Linked DNA regions of Homo sapiens: region 1 is linked to region 2. A link is an interaction called in ENCODE POLR2A ChIA-PET data of the cell type or tissue named here. Cell type or tissue: MCF 10A. All regions are shown on one strand. Region 1 overlaps SLC26A5 (solute carrier family 26 member 5). Region 2 holds the start of PMPCB (peptidase, mitochondrial processing subunit beta).

Evidence for each region. Peaks named below come from ENCODE experiments on the same cell type or tissue, not always from the same donor. Only the 100,000 strongest peaks of a DNase experiment are listed, where the experiment ranks them.
Region 1: POLR2A ChIA-PET joins it to region 2 with 6 read pairs; 3 of 35 experiments call an interaction of 5 or more read pairs at or near these places.

The regions. Positions count from the first base shown.
Region 1 is chr7:103,372,817-103,377,816 of GRCh38, forward strand. SLC26A5 (solute carrier family 26 member 5) reads right to left here. Exons shown (of 20, transcript NM_198999.3): 18 at 4,783-4,983; 19 at 3,992-4,046; 20 at 1,391-1,776. The coding sequence ends at 1,583. Among named protein-coding and RNA genes, the nearest start is that of PSMC2, 28 kb to the left of the region's middle. In MCF 10A, no CTCF peak of the experiment used is centred here; no DNase peak of the experiment used is centred here.
Region 2 is chr7:103,294,277-103,299,276 of GRCh38, forward strand. It overlaps PMPCB (peptidase, mitochondrial processing subunit beta), which reads left to right and starts at 3,159. Exons shown (of 13, transcript NM_004279.3): 1 at 3,159-3,282; 2 at 4,292-4,432. The coding sequence starts at 3,184. RefSeq lists enhancers at 2,954-3,013, 3,114-3,413. In MCF 10A, a CTCF peak has its summit at 3,087 (motif pointing right); a DNase peak (open chromatin) is centred at 3,125.

The sequences.
Region 1 (5,000 bases), 79 kb after region 2:
ATTGAAACCCATTAAAACTATAAAAATTCACAAGACCACCATCACACCAGAAAAGGGAAATCTAAAAAAAAAAAAAAACACTAATTTGTCACCATCTAATAAACCAGTTATTTACTTTGAAGTTGATAATTAAATGAAAATAATAAAGCATTCAACCTGCCCTTCTGGTAGAACTGTAGGTAAGGATGACCAAATAGCTCAAGTGGAGAAGGGAAAGCTTAGTTCACATAGAATAACCAACTAACAAACGGAGAAGAAATGAAAGAACTAGACAACCAACTCACAAACTTTAACAAAGTTAATGATTTAGGCAAGAATTACCACCTAATGTTAAAACTCCTGGGTAAATGGTAATTCATTCAATGCCAAAGGAATACCACACAGATAAGTCTGTAGTCACAAAGGGGAAAAATCTAACTGGATGATCAGACTGTCATGCTGATCCAGTAATCAAACTTAGATCAATAGATTAGTTAATGGTAGATCAACTAGATATTACGTTTTCTGAAGTGATGCGATATGAAGCATGTATCTTATCTATGATATAATCTAGCACAAAATGTTTTAACTTGAACCTATAAAGGCTTTAGATATAACTTCCAGATTGCAGGTAGTACAGGCAATATAAAAACAAGTTAAACAACACCATGAAAAAGAAACTAGGCAAATTCACAAGACAGGATTCTACAGGACCGCTGCCCCAGTCTCTTTAACAAGTCAATGTCATAAAAAAGGAACTGTGCTAGATTAAAATAGATGTAAGGGACTTTAAAGGACATGACCAGTTGCAATGTAAGGTCATAGAATGAATATCAGTTTGCACAAACCAACTGCAAATCTGGGGACAATTGGGGAAATTTAAATATGGTCTAAGATCAAAAATGTGCTGGAATGAGAAAGTGGAGATTGTTGATTAAAGAAAAATCGGTTATAAAACACTATAGATGTGGTCTTACTTTGGTTAAAAATGTAAATGTATATGTATGGAAAAAGATCTGGAAGGATATTAACAGTGGTAATCTCTGAGTGGTGGAAATATGTTTTATGTTCTTATTTTTGCTTGTCTACTTTTTTAAAATGTCCTCAATGCATTTATACTGCTTCTATAATAAATAAAAGGTTATTTTAAAACAAGAACTTCTAGAAAATTGCAGTTCCTGTCTTCTGTTAGATAACTGATTATAGACAGTCTGTAGACCAACAAGTACAAAAACAAAGAACCACTACTTATCTGTAGATCAACAAGTACAAAAACAAAGAACCACTATGTAATATCTTATTTGTGGGTAAAATACTTGACTGAAATAAATTTTTCGATGCTTAGCTTACAAAGATAATACTAGAATGTAGCAGAAATGTCTCTCCATAATAAATGCAGGCAACAGGCCAATTTATCTTTGAAGTATTCAATTAAAAAAACACAAGTACAATACATCTTGCTAGGCGTCATTCACCCTCCAAATCAAGCCTGGACTACTAGTATTCACCCTTAGAAAAAAAAATCTAGCGTCTAGTATTTAAAACGTGTAAATTATGAACTTCATGAGAGGCTTATAACCCCATCCTAGGGTGAGGTCCTCATCTATGCCTCAGGAGTGGCAGGAGTGGCATTGGGCTCCAAGTCCTCCTGGGAAGGGGGAGCCGAGGCTTCCTGTTCAGCAAGTGCCTCTCTAAGTTGGCTGCCTAAAACTGCATCATGAATGCTGTGGAACAGCAGCTCCCATAGGGCAGGATTTTCAAAAAATCTATTCCGAGTGAGGTCATTCACAACTTGTGCTATTAAAAGAAGAAAAGAAAATTAGTCCACACTCTGGATATCAGTCTTCAACAATTAAAAAAAAGTAACACTTCCATATAGTGTTTTTTTTTTTGTTATTGTTTTTTGTTTCTTTTTTTTTTTTGAGACAGAGTCTCACTCTGTCACCCAGGCTGGAGAGTAGTGGTGTGATCTCAGCTCACTGCAACCTCCAACTCCTGCGTTCAAGCACATATAGTTTAAATATTAAAATGCTATAGTAAAAGTTTCACTCCAATTCATGTCTCCACCCTTCATAACCTCAATCCCAGGAAACTACTTTCTTGTGTGTTCTTCCAGGATTTCTCTATGTAAATATAAATAAATATAAGTATGTATTCTTATTTCCCACTTTTCTTATCCCCAAAACAGCATATTTTATATATTTGGGGATAAGAAAAGTGGGGAAAAAATATATACACAAACACACACACACACACACATATATACACACATATATAAATATATATATACACACACATATATATACATATATATATAAAATGCTGTTTTGGGGATAAGAAAAGTGGGAAATATATAGATTAATGTTATATATATATATAAACTATATATAGATAATTCTGAACCCTTTTTGCTTAATTTTTTTACCACTACATCGTATTCTATTGTATAGATGTCCCTAGTTTATTTAACTAGTCCCTTTTGTTTGGTACTTGAGTTTTTTGTTTTATAACAATGCTGTGATGATCAACGACATACAAGTGTCATTTTGAACATATGCAGCATATTGCTGGATTTTCTGTGTTGAAAGGTAAATGCACTTATAATTTTGAAAGCTAATGTTAGTCTGCCCTCCATAGGGGCTGTTGCATTTTGTGCTCCCGTCAGTAATGTCTGAGAGAGCCTGTTTTCCCATCATATGCCTATGGAGCATGGTGTCATTTATTTTTGATTTTTGGCAATCTTACAGGTGAAAAGTAGCATCTTTATGAAGATTTCATTTTCAAGCACTTTTTAAAATTATTATTATTTTTTCTTTTAAATAAAGATGGGATCTCACTATGTTGCTTAGGCTGGTCTTGAACTCTTAGGCTCAAGCGATCCTCCTACCTTGGCCTCCCAAAGTGTTGGGATTATAGGTGTGAGCCACCACACCCAGCCTCAGGCACTGTTTTACTTTTTTTTTTTCCTTTTCTTTTTTGAGACGGAGTCTTACTCTGTCACCCAGCCTGGAGAGCAGTGGTGCAATCTCGGCTCACTGCAACCTCCGCCTCCTGGGTTCAAGCGATTCTCCTGCCTCAGCCTTCCGAGTAGCTGGGACTAAAGTCATGCGCCACCAAGCCGGGCTAATTTTTTGTATTTTTAGTAGAGATGGGGTTTCACCGTGTTAGCCAAGATGGTCTCGATCTTCTGACCTCAGGTGATCCGCCTGCCTCAGCCTCCCAAAGTGCTGGGATTACAGGTGTGAGCCACCACGCCGGGCTCCTTTTCTAAAAAATCATTTTCTTTCTTTTTTTTTTGGAAACAAGGTCTCATTCTGTTGCCCAGGCTGGAGTGTAGTGGCGTGATGTTGGCTCACTGCAACTTCTGCCTCCCAGATTCAAGACATCCTCCCACCTCAGCCTCCCGAGTAGCTGGGATTACAGGCATGCGCCACCATGTCTGGCTAATTTTTGTATTTTTAGTAGAGATGGGGTTTTGCCATGTTGCCCAGGCTGGTCTTGAACTCCTAGGCTCAGGCAATCCATCTGCCTTGGCCTCCCGAAGTGCTGGGATTACAGGTGTGAGTCACAACACCCGGCCTCAAGCACTGTTTTAACCAAAATGTAATATAAAACAAAAATAGCAGGCAAAGTATTCCCAAATGATTGGATAGAGAAACAAGCAACCTGAATGATTATATGTAACTGTTTATGGCAGCCATTAGATAATTGCTACTGTGGTCATGTATATATTATAATTACTATATTTATAGCAGCCATTAATATTATAATAAATGATGGCTTATTGGCTCCTTTCCTCCAACTCCAGTTCAGGAGGGTTGTCACAAGTAACTTGTAATATGAATGCCTCCATGTGGCTAATTTCAAAGCTGGCTTTAGAGTGATTTTTCAGAAGAACAATTTTCATTTTTATAAAATAATTAAAATTAAGGACATTTCCAAGTGCAATTATTTAAATAAGAGAAACAAAACTAAAATATTAAGCTTCACCCCATCTTAGAGGTATACTCACCACTGCATCCTGCTAAGTATACATATATACCGACGTCTCCATATTCTTTTACAATCTGTAATAATGTTGAAATAAAATTTAGTTTCTCTTTACTCTGTGCCAGATGAAAGTCTCTTTTTACCAATGTTTTTCGTGATAGAAGACACTCTAATTCATTCACTTGAGCTACTTTGCTTCAATAATGATGTATTTTTGAGCTAATCAGTTAAAAATAATTTTGTATCTCTTTTGCTTTTTATGTGGACAGTGATAATTAGGGGTAGCAAAAATACTGTTAAATCTTACTTAAGTACAATAAAACTATTATATTAACTTAAAGGATATTATAATTTCAAAATAAAAAACGATTTTTTTTAGAGACAGCATCTCACTAGTTTACTCATGCTGGTCTTGAACTCCTGAGCTCAGCAATCCTCCTGCTTCAGCCTCCTGAGTAGCCTAGCATATTACAGTAATGTTTTCTAAAACGAATCTTCTTGTAGCAATACACATTAAAATATTTACAGATGATGTTATGACTGGGATGTGTTTCAAAATAAAACAAGAGAAAGTGAATGTCAGCTATAAAGGAAACCAGATTGACCATAAATTGATCATTGTTGAAGCTGAGTGATAGTTCACGGGGGTTCAATATACTAAAATCTTTACTTCTATATATTTTTGAAATTTTCCATAATCAAAAGGGGATAAATCTTTTGTTGAAAAGAGAGCCTAGCCCACCTCCCTGATTATGCTGATAGTACGACACCAGGCATAGAGGTATTAAATGACTCGTTCAAGAGGATGCTTACCCCTGCCAGAGTTTTCACTCCAACAGAATCAATAAAATTGACTTGAGTGAAATCCAAAATGACAGTGTGGACGTTATCCCCTGGGGGCATAAATCTTTGCATTTCCTCAGGAAATGTGCTTTTGATCACTATTGGGGGATATTTTACTTCACCATCCTCTTCTTCAGGCTTGGTAGCATCCTCTCCATCTACTTCTGCATCCTGTGTCAAAAATTAAA
Region 2 (5,000 bases):
TTTCTAAAAGTTTTATAGTTTTATGTCACATATTTGCATCCATGATTTATTTTGAGTTAATTTTTGTATAAAGTGTGAGGTTTAGGTTCATTGGGAGTTGGGGAGCGGGGAGCCGTGGATATGAACATCTAATTGTTCCAGCAGCATTTGTTGAAATGCTATTCTTCATCTATTGAATTGCCTCTGCACGTTTGCTAAAAATTAGTAGGGCATGTTTGCGTAGGCCTACTTGTGTCTTGAGATAATCACAAAAAAAGTAGAGGAAAATGACAAAGCTTTAAAAAGTTAGAGAGATGCTAATAAATATGAAGGACAGATAAAGTCATTCAGCATAAGGAGAGCTGCAGTCCTTGAAAAGATAACATACTGAATGGAATGCCAGAATATGTATTCAAAGAGACTTTCTCTAAAATGAAGGAAGAAGTGAAACTGCAGAATGAAAACATATTATGTTTTTGAAAATTTTGATAAAAATCACAACACAAAAATTACTCAACATTAAGATATAGCCTAGTTAAGTTACTGAACTTCAAGAATAATTTTTTAGGTTTTTAGGCAGATAAAACAGGTCACATTTAAGGGTGGTAAAAAAAGAAAAAATCTGGCTAGCCTCAGACTTCTCCAAAACATTTAACTCAAGAGCATAATGGAGTAATGTTTATAAAATTCTGAGAAAATGAAACTGTGACCCAACAATATTAAATCCAGACAAAAATGTCATTCAAGTATAAAGATAAAAGCAGACATCCTCAAACATGAAAGAATTAAAGGAATATGACATCCATGATTAAAATTTCCAAACAACAAAAATAGCAATGACTCTGCCAGTAAAATCCAGTCAGTGAAGAAATCATTTAAAATAGGCCAGGTGCAGTGGCTCACGCCTGTAATCCCAGCACTTTGGGAGGCTGAGGCGGGAGGATCACTTGAGGTCAGGAGTTCAAGACCAGCCTGGCCAAACTGGTGAAACCCCGTTTCTACTAAAAGTACAAGAAGTAGCCGGGTGTGGTGGTGGGCACCTGTAATCCCAGCTACTTGGGAGGCTGAGGCAAGGGAATTGCTAGAACCCCGGAGGCGGAGGTTGCAGTGAGCTGAGATTGCACCATTGCACTCCAGCCTGGGCAACAAGAGAGAAACTCCGTCTCAAAAAAAAAAAAAAGAAAAAAAGTTATGGATACTGTTGTGGGTGTAGGGCTATTTTGGGAGTAGTCAAATTCTTTGATTTCTTGGCTCTACTCTGGTGCACTTAATTTCTGTAGGCTTTATGTTCTAAGATATTGACTGTAAATAATGACTAATAAATTAATACCATGAAGTATATTAGAATTGAATACAAATTCTTGCTAAAACTTCCTAGGTGCTTCCTGTGATTATACCTACATGTTTTTGTATATATGTATGCATGTTTGTATTTATTTTTGGTTAACACACATTTGTTTTAGAAACATGAGAGAATAACCTTGGTCGTCCTTTATTACATTACATCATGAGTCTTGTGGACTGAACCTGCGAAGCATAGCAGCCGGGTAGGTGGAGGGAGATGAGTCTGGAAAGATAAATGGGAGTCAGATCATGAAGGGCCCCACCTGCCATGCTAAGGACCCTTTACTTTATTGTGACCAAGGGCTCCCTGATGGATTCTTCATAATGGGACTGCCGTAACAGTTTCATTTGTAAAAGATCCTATAGGTAGTAATGTGAAAAAACTGACAATGGGCCTGGAGTAGATTGAAGAGGCAGGAAAGGGGTGTATCAATTGAATGTGGAAGATGGAAAAAGAGAGGAGCTTCTGGGTGGTTTGGAGTTTTGGGCAAATGTAGGTATGATTGGCTGTTTGGCATTGCAAATATGGGAAGAGATTCAGGGGACACAGTGAATTCCCTTTTGGACAAGTTGATATTGAGTTTCCAATGGGGTATTCAAGTGTAGTTTCCTAGTAGTTGATGGTTAAGTGGGCTGGAGCTCAAGAGAAAGGCCTGGGTTGGGCAGACAGGTCTTGAAGTGGAGGGAAAAACCCAGAGGGAGAATGTTCAGTAGAAGAGGCTTAGAGTCCTGGCAAACACCAACTTTTAGGGCAAAATGTAGTGTTTCACAGCACAGTCTTTGGCGTTAACCTATTACTAGCAGGGTAACCTGGGGCAAGTTATTTGACTTCAGTGTCTTAATTGCAAAATAAGCACTATACCATCTACCTGAGTTAGAAAAGCATTTGCAATTTTTAGTTCCTTGAGAGATCTGTGGGCTGGGCGCAGTGGCTCACGCCTGTAATCCTAGCACTTTGGGAGGTGGAGGTGGGTGGATTACCTGAGGTTAGGAGTTCAAAACCAGCCTGACCAATATGGTGAAACCCCATCTCTACTAAAAATACAAAGTAGCCAGGCGTGGTGGCACATGCCTGTAATCCCAGCTACCTGGGAGGCTGAGGCAGGAGAATTGCTTGAACCCAGGAGGCAGAGGTTGCAGTGAGCTGAGATTGCACCACTGCACTCCAGCCTGGGCAACAAGAGTGAAACTCCATCTCAAAAACAAAAACAAAAACAAAAAACAGATCTGTGAATAAAGAGGAGTCCAAGAAGGTGCAGAGGGAACTATGAGGAGGTGGAGCTCTAGAATATATTGAGAAAAGAGAATTTCAAAGAAGCCAACAATGTCAAATCCTCCAACAGGACTGTAACATAAGTCTGTAAAGTGTCCAACTTTTAGCAATTAGTGACCTTACCAAGGGCAATTTCTATGGAATGAGATGAGCCATATTGTAGAGGTTCGAAGAGTGGATAGTGGTCAACACGGATACATCGTTTCCTCCCCTCACGGCATCTGTCTCTCCCACTAGACTTTTCCTTTAAAGGCAGTGACTTATGAATATTATTCCACTGTTTTCAATCAATTCCATCCACCAGTGAGATATATTGCATCAGGTTACCTTTCATTCCACCGCATTTGTGCCTTGCACTTAGTAGGCGATCGATAAAATAACTGATGATAAAGGGGCTTCTGCAGACTCCCCAATTCATTTGGTAAAGACCGCTCAGCATCATGGTCGGGCCCTGATTGCTTTCACAACCGCTTCGAGGAGTGTCATTCCCATCACGGCCACAAGGTGGAGCCCACCTCCCTGCTCTGGGACCTCAGGTCGCGACCCCGGAAGCACATCCTTCATCCTCTACCTTCCTTCTAGCAGAAATGGCGGCTGCGGCGGCTCGAGTGGTGTTGTCATCCGCGGCGCGGCGGCGGCTCTGGGGTTTCAGCGAGAGTCTTCTAATCCGAGGCGCTGCGGGACGGGTGAGCTTCCCTCCAGGCCGGTCCTGTCCTCGAGATCTCGCCAGACCCGGCGCAGCGCACCTGAGAGTCGGCGCCACAGATCCGAACAGTGGGTCGGGCAGGGCCTCCTCGACCCGGACCCGCCGGGCGCCAGGCGGCCTGGGGCTGCTGAACTGGCCGGGGGTGACTGGCTTGTGGCCACCCGCCAGGAGACCTGCTAGTGACGTGTGGGATGACCCTGGTTTTCGGCTCCTCCCGCCAGCTACTGAGGAGTGCATGTTTGACCACTAAAAACGTAGTGCTTGCAAATTGGGGAAAACTAAAAAGTGAAATGGGTACCGCTCCAGAGTTCTATTTTTGCCTAAGACTGAACTTCGTCCTCAGCTGGGCTTCCCGCGAACCTGGACATCAATGAAGTAAAATTTTTTATGTATTTGCATTTTTCTCATGAGAGAGCCTCTGACTTTAAGCAAAGGGATGTGAGACTTTTGTATAAGGGCAAAGAAAAACTGCTGAAAGGCGAATAGTTTCTGGCCGAAAAGCCAGTCATTTGCATTTTGAACATCGACCCATCTTCCTATCCTCTCTCTCTTTTTTTTTTTAACCATTTCCAAACCCTGTTGCTTTTCTTGAACAATGAAAACCCGAGTGTCAGTTTTGTCTTGTGTGTAGGTAGTTTTACATAGTTTCCCTCTCTTTTTTTTTTTCCTGCTTGTTTTCTCCATAATGAATATAAAACATTTCTAGGAGAGGTAGTGAAATAAAGTCAATTTCTCTCTGGGTAATGATAATAATTGCTCATCTTCCCTGAGGGAAGGGCATGTTTATAAACACGTTGCTGGCTTTAGGACAGTGGCTGGTGACAGATGTTTCTAGGCCAGGCAGAGATCTCAGTGGAACCAAAATTCAAGAAGAAAGATTCTTTTATAGAGACAGCCTATTTAAAATAGATTTGGTTTTAAAAGCAACATTTAATATCAGATTAGTAATGTGTTTTGCTTTGTCTCTTCCACTTCCTACCCCCAACCAGTCATTATATTTTGGAGAGAACAGATTAAGAAGTACACAGGCTGCTACCCAAGTTGTTCTGAATGTTCCTGAAACAAGAGTAACATGTTTAGAAAGTGGACTCAGAGTAGCTTCGGAAGACTCTGGGCTCTCAACATGCACAGTAAGTGACTCAGGCAACCTTCTCTAAGTGACCCTTCATTTAGCGTAGCAAATTGTTGATTTTAATCTTTAGCTTTTTCGTTGGCTGGTGGTTCAAAAAGGGTGACAGTTATTTTGCCTTGACAGATTTCCATGAGTTGTGAACCTTTTCTTCCAGTGGTACTTAGTTACAGGGTGCATATGTATCCTGTTGCATTGTCTGCATCTTGTTCTTGTAGCTTATTATTGATTATTTATTTTCAGTAGTATTGATAATAATGAAAGAAATATGTTTGCAGGGCTACTCTGCCAAGTGTTTTTACTGATGTCTTATTTGATAAAAAGCAATTGTTTGTAGTGGGCATCCTCACACCTGTTTTATAGTTAAGGAAGTGAGAGAAGTTAAATGGTTTTGTTCAGGTAACTCAGCTAATACATGACAGAGCCAGGATTTCAACCGAAGTTTTCTGACAGTCTCTGATGTTCTTGATACTACAGTTATTAATTGGCTGGATTAATGAGTTGGGCAAAGAATCCTCATTGAAGGTGGCAGGTAGATACTTGTAGCACCCAGCAGTATCCTGATCGAA